2 separate regions of the Homo sapiens genome follow, and region 2 is linked to region 1. The links are chromatin contacts, found by Hi-C in ENCODE. All regions are on one chromosome and are shown on one strand. Each heading gives the region's core, a stretch centred on a gene start or an enhancer-like site at or near the end of the contact. The rest is flanking DNA. Distances are from core to core; before and after follow the strand shown.

Region 1 (6,206 bases), core at 3,246-5,745:
AGTACGTCTCTGTATTATGGATTGCATTTTATTATTTATAGGGTAGTCTATTTCTTCCACTAGATTACACATTTCTTGTGGGCAAGTATCTTTGTGTACAGTAGCCATAAAGTCTGGAAATGAGTAATGTCACCATTTAAAAAAAAAATAGATGAAAGCCCCTTGATCACTTCTACTGGAATATGCTAAAAATGAAGGTTTAATCAGTGAGAATCAGACTCACAAAGAATCAGAGACAACACAAAGCAGACACATGTGCAGGGACTGGTGGGAATTCTGCATCAACGCATAATGTCTATTACAATGGTGCACAGCACACTGAACAACATATTGCCATAAAGGACAGGATACTGAACAGATCATGTGATGTCATGCAACACAGTAGGTACTGCAATGCAATATCAATAAGCCATTTATTAAATACATTCACTTGAGTTTCCCGACTGTAAGGACACCCTGTAGGTGCCCAACAAATATTTCTGAAGTTAAACTATAAGTCATTAACATCCCTCATGATCTAAAATCTTCTCTGGAATCAACTTTTTTGCTAACAACATCGTAAGTTGTAGATGTCACTTAGAAAAGAAAGATAATGACAGTACAGGCAGAGATGAGAATGGAAACCTTGATTGGAAATCATTTGACGACATCTATAAAAAGCCTTAAGAATGTATATATCCTTGGACCCAGAAGGTCTATTTCCAGAAATTTGTCTGAAATAAATAATTGATCAATCACACAATGACAAGGTCAAGAATATTCACTGCAGCATTCTTCAAAATATTTAAAAAAGAGAATGTACACAGTGCCTCATGCCTATAATCCCAGCAATTTGGGAGACTGAGGCAGGAGGATTGCTTGAGCCCAGGAGTTTGAGACCAGCCTAGACGATACAGCAAGACCCTGTCTCTACCAAAAAAAAAAAAAAAAAATTGAAAAATAAGCTGTGCATGGTAGTGTATGCCTGTAGCCCCAGCTACTCAGGAAGCTGAAGTGGGAGGATCGCTTAAGCCTGGGAGGTTGAGGCTGCAGAGAGCCAAGATCATGCCACTGCACTCCAGCCTGGGTGACAAAGCAAGACCCTGTCTCAAAAAAAAAAAAGAGAGAGAGAGATTGTTTAGACAATTAGACTGTCTGTCTAAAGAACTGGAAGACAACTGAGAAGTCATTTCATTCCACAATTCCACTTTATGTAGGAGGGAACAGATACTTAGAGAAATTAAGGCACTTAACCAAATAAGGTCTCACAACTAGTTAGTGGCCGAACCAAGTTAGAAATTAGGTCACCTGAAAAGAATACTATGTCGACATGGCCTCAGTGAACTAGAACTCAATGGGAAGTAAAAGCAGAGAAATGGAAATATATTTTCCCAGAAACCTGTCAAGTGTTTAGCTATGTCCCTGACAGCAGTCACTGATGCATCTCTCAGGGTTTCCTACAGGAATGCTACGGGACCACAATGGTGCTTCGGAGGACCTCTATGCAGTCCAAATCACTGGATATGCCAGAAATCTGTCTCAAAGTGTTATCTCAGTGTATTGCTCAAGGCTGAGAACCAGCCTAAACGCTGATTGTATATACTGCATGTCATTGGTAGAAACTCTCAAATGAGCAGAGGAAGCAATGCAAAATGACACAAAGGACCTTGTCAGAAATAACCCATTAGCAGAAGGGGAAGCTGGGACTGTCTGCACCTGGACCAGCATTTACAGCTTGCGGGGTGAAAAGCCAAGAAGAAGCCAGGTTCCTGGGGGTCTCCCCCGATCAGCCTGGACTTGCCCTTGTCTCTTACCTCTTCTCTGCTAACATCCATGTTCCACACTGCAATTCCGCCGTCCGAGGAACAGGAGACGAGCTGCCTGGTGAGCTGAAGGTAGCACAGCGACTGCACCTTGTCACTGCAAACAGCACACACAACAGTCACTTGTCTCCATGCGGAAAAACACAGGAACTGTCTTCATTTAGGCTCAAATTGCTCTCCTCATTAAAATCAGCAAGTGGTATTTTACCACTGACTATTTAGCATGGTAAAATGAATTCTAGTATAAACTTTACTTGGCATTTTATAACTCATAATACAGAATGATACTTTCTATAAAATATATGACTACTTTCAAATCGGTCATTAAGAATTGTAGGCCAGAGATTTGATGAGGGCTATGGTTTTTGGGACCAATCAACATGATTTCCCTTTCAGATGCATAAGATTTACCTACTTGTTCAGAAACAAGAACGAAGGAGGTATAACTCCCCTACTGACCACAATTCATATGAACAAGGAGTCAAACACCACAAAGATCACTAGTGTGCACACACAAACACACACAGACACACACAGATGGGGTAAAGACCTCTGTCCCTCCTGCATGCCTGTCATACTACCCCTTAGGATGCCCAAGGAAACAAGCTCTTGGCCTGTTATACTTGTGTATAATATGTTTCCTCAGCTAATTTTCAGCTTGACTGTGATTATAGTAACAGCTGCAGCCTAGCCAAAAAGGAAAGAAAAGAAAGCAAGGTGAAGATGTATTTCTTTTTCTTTCAGGGCTACAGGGCAAGATCCTAAATATACAATGGTATCACTCAGGTGAATTCCACTGTCAAACTAGACAACATTTCTTAATTTAATATCTTTTAGAATAAAAAAACAAAGAACAAAAAACAAGTTAGGCTCCCAGCTCAACAACAGCTTAGTATCATGTTACATGCAACCTTCCATGGTCAAAGTCCTCACCTGCATCTCTATCCTATGCCTGCCTTAATCAGATATTTCAACAGGGTGACTCCTTGAGAGAAAAAGTGGCAAGTGCTCTTTGGACTAAGGAGGAAGAAAGCCCTGCATTTGTTTTTTTGTTTGTTTGTTTGTTTTGTTTAGTTTTTTGCTACTAAACATCAGACACTCGGGGCTGACAGAAAGCAGTTAAAAGTGAACTGAGCCCTATCAATGATAATTGCCATCTTAGAACGTGGGGTTTGCAGAAAGTGGTATCAGACTATTAATGCCTTTCACTAGCTCCCCACTAACTCGGATTCTTTCCCCACCCCCACAAGTGGTCACGCACTGATGGCCCTGAAGTAACAGCGTCCGGCCTTTCCTTCCTCCGATGTCCCACATGATGATGCTGTTGTCAGATGCTCCTGAGAAGAGTAACCGCTGAATAGGGTCCCACCAGAGGCAGGCGACACTACCTAGGGATTTGTGAGAGAGAGAGAGAGAGGGAGGCAGGGGAGAAGTAAAATATAACTCTACATCAGGACGTATACATTTGACAGCTGAAGACCAAACTAGGAGCAGCTGAGTCTTTAAGCAAAAAGGTATCTTCATGGTGTACAACGGGTCATTCAACCATGCTATCATGAGTCATACAGAAGACACAGCACCATTATCCACAGTCATAAGATTACAATTTTCAATTATGCATCAAACTACTTTGGGCCGGGCATGGTGACTCACACTTGTAATCCCAGCACTTTGGGAGGCCAAGGAGGGCGAATCACTTGAAGCCAGGAGTTCAAGACTAGGCCTGGCCAACATGGTGAAACCCTATCTCTCCAAAAAAACAAATTAGCCAGGCATGGTGGCAGGCGCCTGTAATCCCAGCTACTCGGGAGGCTAAGGTGGGAGAATTGCTTGAACCCAGGAGGTGGAAGTTGCAGTGAGCCAAGATAGCACCACTGCGCTCCAGCCTGGGTGACAGAGTGAGACTCTGTCTCAAAAAAAAAAAAAAAAAAAAAAAAAAAACTGCTTGTAATACAAAGATTTTTAAAGAAGTTTTTCGTTCTTCTGTGACAAAAATTACAAAGTAGCTTACATACAAAATGTTCAGAATGAAGAAAAAAATTGCTACTAATATTTAGTGACAAAAACCAGTAAAGTTTACTGTGTCCAACCTACACAAGATAAAAAATCTAGATTATTCTGGGTCTCTGGGACATGGCAGGTGTTTTACCCCAAGATGTCTATGTTTAAGCAAATTACATTAAGTACCACAGAAAAAAGTCTGTTGTACACTACATAATTATGCCAAGTAATTTATGTGAAAAATCTGAACTTCACATTTCATACTTTATATTGGCTAACTTATCAAATTTGAAACCCTTGGGGAAATCTTTCTTTCTACAGGTATATCTTTCAGTAGGTCCTTTCCTTGTTCATCGACTGCTGTTTGTCTAGAAGAAACATTAATCAACTTAGTAAAACTGAACCAGCCACACAAGCTAATAATAATTTTGGTAGGTATATAGAAAATTAATGATGCCATATTCAAAAGCAAACAGAAACTACTTTATCACATACACTTTCCAAAAACAGAACAAAAGTAGAAACAAATATTCTGCAAAGGCTTCAGGGGTTACTTTCACATGACTTTCGACCCTGTGTAATCTATGTGCCATCCATTTCAGTTAGAGGCTTAAGAGCAGATAAATACGGTCTTTCAGCATGAAAACCAGTACCCATTCTGGTAGTTACTAGAACCCATTCTGCCTTTAGCAACCCTGAAAAAACTGGCGAGCCTGGGGGTCATGAGAGAATTAGTCATAAACAGAAAGTGGTTTCTTCACGGGCCTCTGCTTTCCTGCCCAAAGCTATTTTAACTTGCTGTTCTCTTTTCTTCTTTTCCCCTACAGGGTCCTTGATTTGATATACTCCATTTCACCTAAATAGATTACATAGAAAGCATAGTGTACATTTATTATAACTTGTTACAACTGAAACGCTTACTATGGTCATAAATAAGTCCATCATTGATTCTTTCAGCAACTCCCCAGTTCTCCATAAACCAGATGGCCTCAAAGCTTGTACTTTGTGACATATATCAGAATGTGATCTTGTGATCTGTATGAAAACTGCAATCCATTACAGCTTAGCATCTGACATAGTTTAGACATGTGTCCCCTCTAAATTTCGCATATATATATATATATATATATATATATATATATATATATTTTTTAAGACGGAGTCTCTCTCTGTCACCCAGGTTGGAGTGCAATGGCATGATCTTGGCTCACTGCAACCTCTGCCTCCCGGGTTCAAGAGATTCTCCTGCCTCAGCCTCCCTGAGTAGCTGGGACTACAGGCACCTGCCAACGTCCAGCTAATGTTTTTTGTATTTTTAGTAGAGATGGGGTTTCGCCATGTTGCCAGGCTGGTCTCAAACTCCTGACCTCAAGTGATCTGCCCAACTCAGCCTCCCAAAGTGCTGGGATTACAGGTGTAAGCCAACGGGCCCAGCCTCTAAATTTCATGTTAAACTGTAATCCCCAATGTTGCAGGTGGGGCTTGGTAGTTGGCTCATGGGGGTGGATTTCTCACGAATGGTTTAGTGCCATCCCCTTGGTGCTCTCCTTGAGTCAGTAAATGAGCTCCCTTGAGATATGGTTGTTTAAAAGTGTGTGGCACCCCCACACCCCCACTCCTGCTTTTGTCATGTGATGTGCCTGTTCACACCTCACCTTCTGCTATGACTGTAAGCTTCCTAAGGCCCTCACCAGAAGCATGCCGGCACCATGCTTCCTGTACAGCCTGTAGATCCACGAACCAATTAAACCTCTTTTCTTTATAAATTACCCAGTCTTAGATATTTCTTTACTGCAATGCAAGAATGGCCCAATACAGCATCTAATGAAACCTCTTTATTACACATGTGTATGTGGCGAGTCACTCAATACAATCAATGGACTTTAAAAACCCCTCCACAGAGCTTCACCAACCCACTGCACTACAGAAATGAAATTCCACCCAGTAATTCTTTTCCCTCAGTCCCTACACAGGGTATGTTTCCCAAGCAGAGGCTGAACCAGCCCACACATTTCTTCTAATTGTATTTATCAGGTCTTGCTCAGGGGCTTAGAAACTGACAAATTTTTTTAAAGTAATAACAACAATTCTTCCAAAAGGTTTTTACCAGTTAGAAGTAATTTTAAAGGTCTTCCCAGCACAATAACTTATTTTATTTTTATTTCTATTTTTTTGAGACAGAGTCTCACTCTGTCACCCAGGCAGGAGTGTAGTGCTGTAATCTCGGCTCACTGCAACCTCTGCCCCCCAGGTTCAAGTGATTCTCCTGCCTCAGCCTTCCGAGTAGCTAGGGGTGGAATTACAGGTATGCGCCACCATGCCTGGCTAATTTTTGTATTCTTAGTAGAGAGGCAGTTTTGCTGTGTTGGCCAGGCTGGTCTCGAACTCCTGGCCTCAAGTGGT
Region 2 (6,931 bases), core at 4,416-6,915, 2.9 Mb after region 1:
ATGGACTTTCCTAGGCTCACAGGAGTAAAGTATCCATGGAGCTTTTCCACCTGCCTACTCAACAGCTGGCCTCACAGCTTTGGAGCAACGAGAAAACTCCAGTTCCTACTTTGCAAAAATTGGGGAGGAACAGGAAAGGCTTTCCCACATTTCTCCTCTGCCACTTCCGTAAAAGAACTATGCAGGATGTCTTCATCAGCTGAACATAACAGGAACCAAACAGAAGCCACTTTAAAAAGTAAATCTGTTGAAAACATGGACCTAATTTTTATTGTAAATGGATTTAACTGAAATTTTACACTAGGGAATAAAGCTGAAATATATGAAAAAACTATATTACCTTATGTTTAACAAAGCATGTTTTAATTGAATCTACTAGAAAATTCTTAAATGAACAAAGTTTGATCAAGTGTTCATGTTTTTGGATTACTTTTCCTTCACGTTTCAACTTCGACTTCTTGTTTGGTCATCATGGAACAACCATAAAAAGAATCATTTCTGTAGAAATATTCAAAGGTTTTATGAATTTTCCCAAGGCCCTCTCTTAATCTTATATATATATATATATATATATATATATATATATATATATATTTTTTTTTTTTTTTTTTGAGACAGGGTCTCACTCTGTTGCCCAAGCTGGAGTGCAGTGGCACGATCTCGGCTCACTGCAATCTCTGCCTCCAAGGTTCAAGCAATTCTTGTGCCTTAGCCTCCTGAGTAGCTAGGATTACAGGCGTGTGCCACCAACCTCAGCTAATTTTTGTATCTTTAGTAGAGACGGGGTTTTGCCATGTTGTCCAGGCTGGTCTTGAACTCCTGGCCTCAAGTGATCCACTTGCCTTTGCCTCCCAAAGTGCTGGGATGACAGCGTGAGCCACCACGCCCAGCCAATCCTATACTATTTTTACCATGCATTTTAGAAGTACTAAAGTAGTCATTATCTTTGATTTGTTTCTTCAACAGTTGACTCATCTGCTAGATCTTTACTGGTCATTGACTGCTTGTGAAACCCAGCAATCCACCAGCATTACTTTCATTGACTTTATGAAATGCTGCATCTTTCACAAAAGGTGTATTTCCACACTGAATAAAACTGGATGAAGGATCACTGGTATTAAGTATAAAGAGATAATAAGCAAGGGCAGAGTTTAGAAGTGCTTAGTTCATTAGTGAATATTTTTGTGTCTTCTGCTTCCCTACTAAAACCTTATAATTGCAGGAACTCAAATAATGAAGATCACTCTCTTGCCACCATTCCATATGGTAGGATTCGGTTTCATCAACCCACTAGCATGCCTTCATGAAACCATAGAGCCAGCTGTCGAGAGCAGCTCAAAACAAGAATGATCACAGAATTAACACCTAAAAGCAAATGGTATAATAAAAAACATCATTAAAAGTTTACTCAGCCAACATAATTTTCCAGGAAGTTAGTAAAATCAAGTTAAAAAAAAAAAAGGCAATGAAGGTCAAAGCAAACTCACATTTACCTGATTAGTGCCAAATGTTTCTACTACAGGTTTTGCATGTCACCAGAAAAAAGGCCTGATATGTAGGTGTTAGAGCAGAATAGTATCTAGCCTACAGGAAGATTAAAGGATTAAAATGAACTAATACTCTACTTCCTAAAACATACAGACTTCTACACAGTGCCAGTCAAATGGCAGCCAAGTGTTATCAGCAAGGCTAAATTTGGATCACATAACCTAAAAACCACTTAAGATAAAAAGAGTGCTGAAATAAGCGCAAGCCATAATAAGGGCCAATGAGAGAATGGGTCACGTCAGGTGACATGGTTTCCAAAATAAAAAAAGGCCAACTCAAAATACAAAAGAACTGGGATAAATTCTTGATAGCTGGAATGTTTGGTGGAGGCTTAAAATGAGCACCTTACACCCCACCCCCAACAAAAGGGCCCTTAGCCATTCTTTATAGAATTGAGATCCTGCTTTAAAGAAACCAGAGCACACATGTCTTGCAAGGAATGCATTAATGATCATAACCTGGGTGGCCAAGCATCCAGACAGGCCTGGAACTAGGACTGAACTCTGGTGGCAATACGCAAAGGGCCTGGTTTGACCAATGGGTATCTCAGAAGCTAGTGCAGCCTGCCGCTGTGGCAAGACTAAAAAAGAAACCTTTTGGAGCCACCCCTAAAATAAGCCTCGGTGATGCTGGTAATGAATGTATGAAAATCTAGGGTAGAGGTGGCTTTAGTTCATTATCTAAGAGGTCTCAGCTGATTGGCACTATCAAACTCAAAGGCATGAGGAGTAACACGTCACACAGAAGAAGTCCATGTCCCTCTAGAATAAAACTTAGTAACATGGTGAGTGGTCCAGGCACACACACTGACATTCCCAGGCTTTCATCATACTTTGAATGAAATTCAAGCAACTTCCCATGGCCTATGAAGCCCTGTGAGACCCTAGCTTACTACCCCAATCACACCTTCTACCCCATCCCTGCTGCTCCAGATGCACCGGAACATAGGATCGTTCCCAGCATAGGATTCTGCATCTGCTGCTTCTACTGGGACACTCTTCACCAGCACACAGCCTCGCCCCATAAGTCTCTCCCTTACTTCACTCAGATGTTTGCTCAGTCACTGCCTCCTTTCTGGCTACCCTTATCAAAAATGGCCCACCCTACCCATTCTTCTCTATCCCTTTACACTATTTCATTGGTTATCATTTGTTTCTTCCCTTGGAATAATAAAAACTCCACGAACACAGAAACCTACTATCTGTCTGATTCACCACATAGTCTCTGTTTTCCAAAAATGTGTCTAGGCACATAGCAAATCTCAACAAGGAATGAGATTTGGAATAAATGAATGGACATATACTTGTTGCATTGATACAAATATATTTTATAAAGTAATGAAATATTAAAATAATAAGCAAATAATCATCAATAAGACTAAAATAAACCAAACCAAAGCCAAAGGGCTAATCAAAAATTTGAATGTTTGTGTGCTAAATATTGTACCAACAGCAGCTTAGTAAACCACCCTGAACTCTCCTCTGTACCTGCTGACCTTAAAATTCATGTGAAACTAGGTTCTGGCTGTTACTAAACCAATCTAAATGCCATCAAAAGTTCTCCAAAATCTTGTAGTGGCGCTATCTCGGCTCGCTGCAACCCCCACCTCCTGGGCTCAAGCAATTCTCCTGCCTCAGCCTCCGGAGTAGCTGGGACTATAGGCGCCCCCCACCACGCCCGGCTAATTTTTGTATTTTTAGTAGAAACAGGGTTTCACCATGTTGGTCAGGCTGGTCTCGAACTCCTGACCTCACGATCTGCCTGCCTCGGCCTCCCAAAGTGCTGGGATTACAGGCGTGAGCCACCGCACCCAGCGAATCCTTCTTTAAAGTAACCAGAGCTCACTGAGGCAAGACAGATGGTGCCTTCAGTGACCCATTCTCTAACAACAATGTTGTAACACTTGTCTGCAAAATAGGAACTCATGTTCAATATGTTTTATGTAACTATATTCAATATATTGCAATATTGTTTATGCAACTGAAGAGACCATCAGAACCTAGAAACTAGTAATAGGATTCTCCCAACTCAATACTCCCACTATCACCGAATCACTCTGTGACCATATATTCTTAAAGCACGGAATACATGCCAAAGATGAAAATCCACTAAGCAGAGTCAAAAAAGAGTTATGAACAGATGATGAAACTGAAGACAACTAAGGCCATCAGCCTTGCCCTGCCAAAGATGGTCACTGGCAGTGCAGTACACATGGACACTGAACTCAGGACAGTCCAGGTTCAAATAATCAGTGACCGGCAAGGAAACAGAAGCTGCTGCAAGACTGCCCGGAGTGTCTTCAGAAAGCAATTAGATCTATGGAAGACTAGACCAAGGCAATGCAGGCCTGCAGCACCCCAAGGAACCACAGAGCCATTTCGAGGCTGTCCTTCCAGCCAACCAGACATGGATGGAAGATCTAGACATGCAGATGTTGTTTTAGGTTTCCGACGCGTTTCATGGGAGGCTTAGAAACTTAACTTTCACTTGAAAAGCAACAACTTATCAACCCATCATTATAACCTCAAAGTTGTTTAACAAAGCTATTGTTTTAGTAGGAATGAGGCAGATAACAGGGAAGGACTACTCTTGTCGTTATCTCTAGAAAACTTTCTATTTATGACTCCAGAAAAACAGGTGCATATAAAAATTAGTCATAAGCCAATGGAATGGAGTCTTCCAACTTTTCTGAATTTATCGGTCCATTCACTGATCACAAGTATACATTCATCTTAGTTGAGACATATCAGCCATTGATCGCCTTACTGCCATATAAAGTATGGCCGTTCAAGTCTTACAAAATGTAGCCTCCCAGTTTCACTGCTCTCCTGTCTGGTAAGCAGTGGAGGCACTAGGAAATCTACTCCTCTCCCAGAAAGGATATAGGAGGTTGAAAAAAAAAGAGCAGTAATAAAGTCCTAGCAGTCATGAATGCATTTTGAAAACTTTATGACTAGGGTTGACTATGTCATAGATACAGGCAATTGATTACCAGTGTTCAGAAAGTATTTTCAAGCAGGGCTAATAATCAAACACTCCACATATGAAAGAGAAAACTTCATTTAACAAGCTACCTTTTAAAGCCTTTAATTATTCTAATAAATTATGATTTTCCCCTCAAACATGTGTGAATTGCTGAATGGCATCTTGCCCAATAGAATTTTTCAAAAGAAACTTCAAAAACAATAAAACTAAATATGAGTGTGGTCTACTTAGCTTCTTTGATAAATTTAGTATGATACATTGTTCATAAACTCCTCCACCCTGCCTAATTTTTCCTAAGAGTACTTACCACTATCTGAATTAACTTGATCTGTTTAGTGCCTATTTCTCCCTCTAGAACATAAGCTCAGAAGTGTGGAAACGAAGTCTTATTCCTAGCCCTATTCCCAGCAAATAGTAAAGCCAAAATAGTGAATGGCTTTACAAATATTTGAGGATCAAATGAATGAACAATGACATCTATAACATACAGTCTTTGGACACATATATATGTGAATATGCAACATATATGTACAACATGTTGTATATAAAGATACAAAACAGACAAAGCATTTTACACATGTACAACCTGATGTAGTATAGCATGGGAGAAAACATTAACCTGGAGATAGAATATCAGGGTTTTTATTTTTGTTTTTGTTTGCTAACTCTACCATGTAACAGCTGTATCATCTTAACCAAGTTACTTACACTGTATGGTCCTGAGTCTATTTGTCTGTAGAAAGAACATTCTGAGCTTTATTATCTTTAGGGATACTTTTAACTCGAATATTTTTCTCAATAAACTGGACTCTTTGGAAGGCTGAGGTGGGAGGATCTCTTGAGCACAAGAGTTTGGGGTAAGCTATGATGATGCCACAGCACTCCAGCCTGGGCATCAGAGTGAGACCCTCTCTCTTTAAAGTTCATGTATATATATATAACTTTTGGAGCATGAGAACTAGCTAGATCCTGTCACTGTCAGTGACGGAAGAACGTTGGTAGTGTGGGCTGTGTTGTTTGTGATTTTAAAGGTTACCCTATTTTTATGGGAGGGAGTGGTATATGTAAATATGAGCACATTCTTGGTCCTGACTGTGTTTATCAAGGTCAGAAGGTGTTGGGGAAGGATGACGGTGATAGGGCATGGCATGGCTGCTGAGGAGTTTATAGCTGGGTCCCCTTTCCTGTTCCCAAGCACATGGTATCAGCCGGCTGTCCGGTGGCTCAGTAGGCTCACTGTGTTCCAAAATTACTTCAGAGCATTCGGCTCCACCACTCAAGGAAAAGCAAAATAGAAAATGAGGAGAGGAACAAAGGAGTAGGTTGGAGGAAGGGTGAAATTCATAGGACAGTTTTACAGAGAGCCATGAACCACAGTTAGTTACTGATTTATAATTACCCAGAGGCCAGGAGTTAGAATTTTAGTAGTTTCGTTATTTTGCTTTCCTTACAGCATGGATTATGTAAATTGTTGTATATATGTCTCTTGAATATATATAATACATATTTAAACATACATATAATATACTTAAACATCTATATATATGTTTATATACATATATAAATCCATCTCTTTAAGATGCTCATGCCTTCTGCCTGGCACAGCACACAGCACTGGATCTCTCTGTCAAAGAGTGCTGAGACTCAAGAGTAGAGTCAAGAATTCTACAGAAGAAAACATTCAGCACTCCCCAGTCATACTTTTATTTTCAAGTTTTTATATATAATTAAATCCACAGGAACTATAAAATGCATGTACCTAGCTCCTTTTAAAGTTTAATAAATATATTTCAGCCATTAATCCTGATTTATACTTACAGCTTGTAACATAATTTAGCCCACATGTAGAACTTTGCTTTTTCTATGCCAAGCTAATAAATGCAACCCAGTTTCCTAGAATTTAACAGTACACCATACTCATACTTCATAAAATAAATATCTGAACAAGAGACTCAACACTGTTGTATCTTTTCAGGCACTCAATCTTGATATACTCTTACAGCCAAGAAATCTAGGAAGCTGGCTGAGTTCAAAAAATATTTTTAATAAGGAAGGAACAAAAACCAAAAGCACCCCTATGTTCTAAGGGTGAAAGGGGCGTTGGTGGGATATAACTCAAACCATGACAAACTCTGTGTATGAGAGGCAATTCACAGCTTACAATTTTACTTTCATATGTTATTTCATTTGATCCACAAAACAACATTATAAGACAGACTGGGGCAATATTACTATCTCCAATTTTGTGAACCAGAAAATCAGGTCAAGGAATGACAGTTCCCAGGAGGTGGCAGAATCGGGAATAAAATTCACATCTCCTCTTTTCTTGTCCATGATGGTTCTATACTTTCATTTGATCTTTCACTTATAATAGTCAACCTAGTCTTGCACTAAAACA

What was found. A loop is a pair of places that touch in the nucleus more often than their neighbours do. Pooled maps may share reads with other maps.
Region 2: a map with no recorded cell type shows a loop between it and region 1 (16-fold over the local background). The contact joins two enhancer-like sites. A Hi-C loop is called at or near these places in 6 of 37 single-sample maps with no recorded cell type and 4 of 50 pooled maps.

What each region holds. Positions count from the first base shown.
Region 1 is chr2:223,892,441-223,898,646 of GRCh38, forward strand. WDFY1 (WD repeat and FYVE domain containing 1) reads right to left here. Exons shown (of 12, transcript NM_020830.5): 7 at 3,064-3,190; 8 at 1,794-1,899. Among named protein-coding and RNA genes, the nearest start is that of WDFY1, 50 kb to the right of the region's middle. RefSeq lists enhancers at 3,288-3,347, 3,358-3,507, 3,518-3,577, 4,319-4,378, 4,499-4,698. Within about 2 kb of position 4,496, at least 5 of the 41 ENCODE cell types and tissues checked have a DNase peak (open chromatin) inside an H3K27ac peak, as active enhancers do.
Region 2 is chr2:226,765,571-226,772,501 of GRCh38, forward strand. The region is part of intron 1 of IRS1 (insulin receptor substrate 1); the gene reads right to left. Among named protein-coding and RNA genes, the nearest start is that of IRS1, 31 kb to the right of the region's middle. Within about 2 kb of position 5,666, at least 8 of the 41 ENCODE cell types and tissues checked have a DNase peak (open chromatin) inside an H3K27ac peak, as active enhancers do.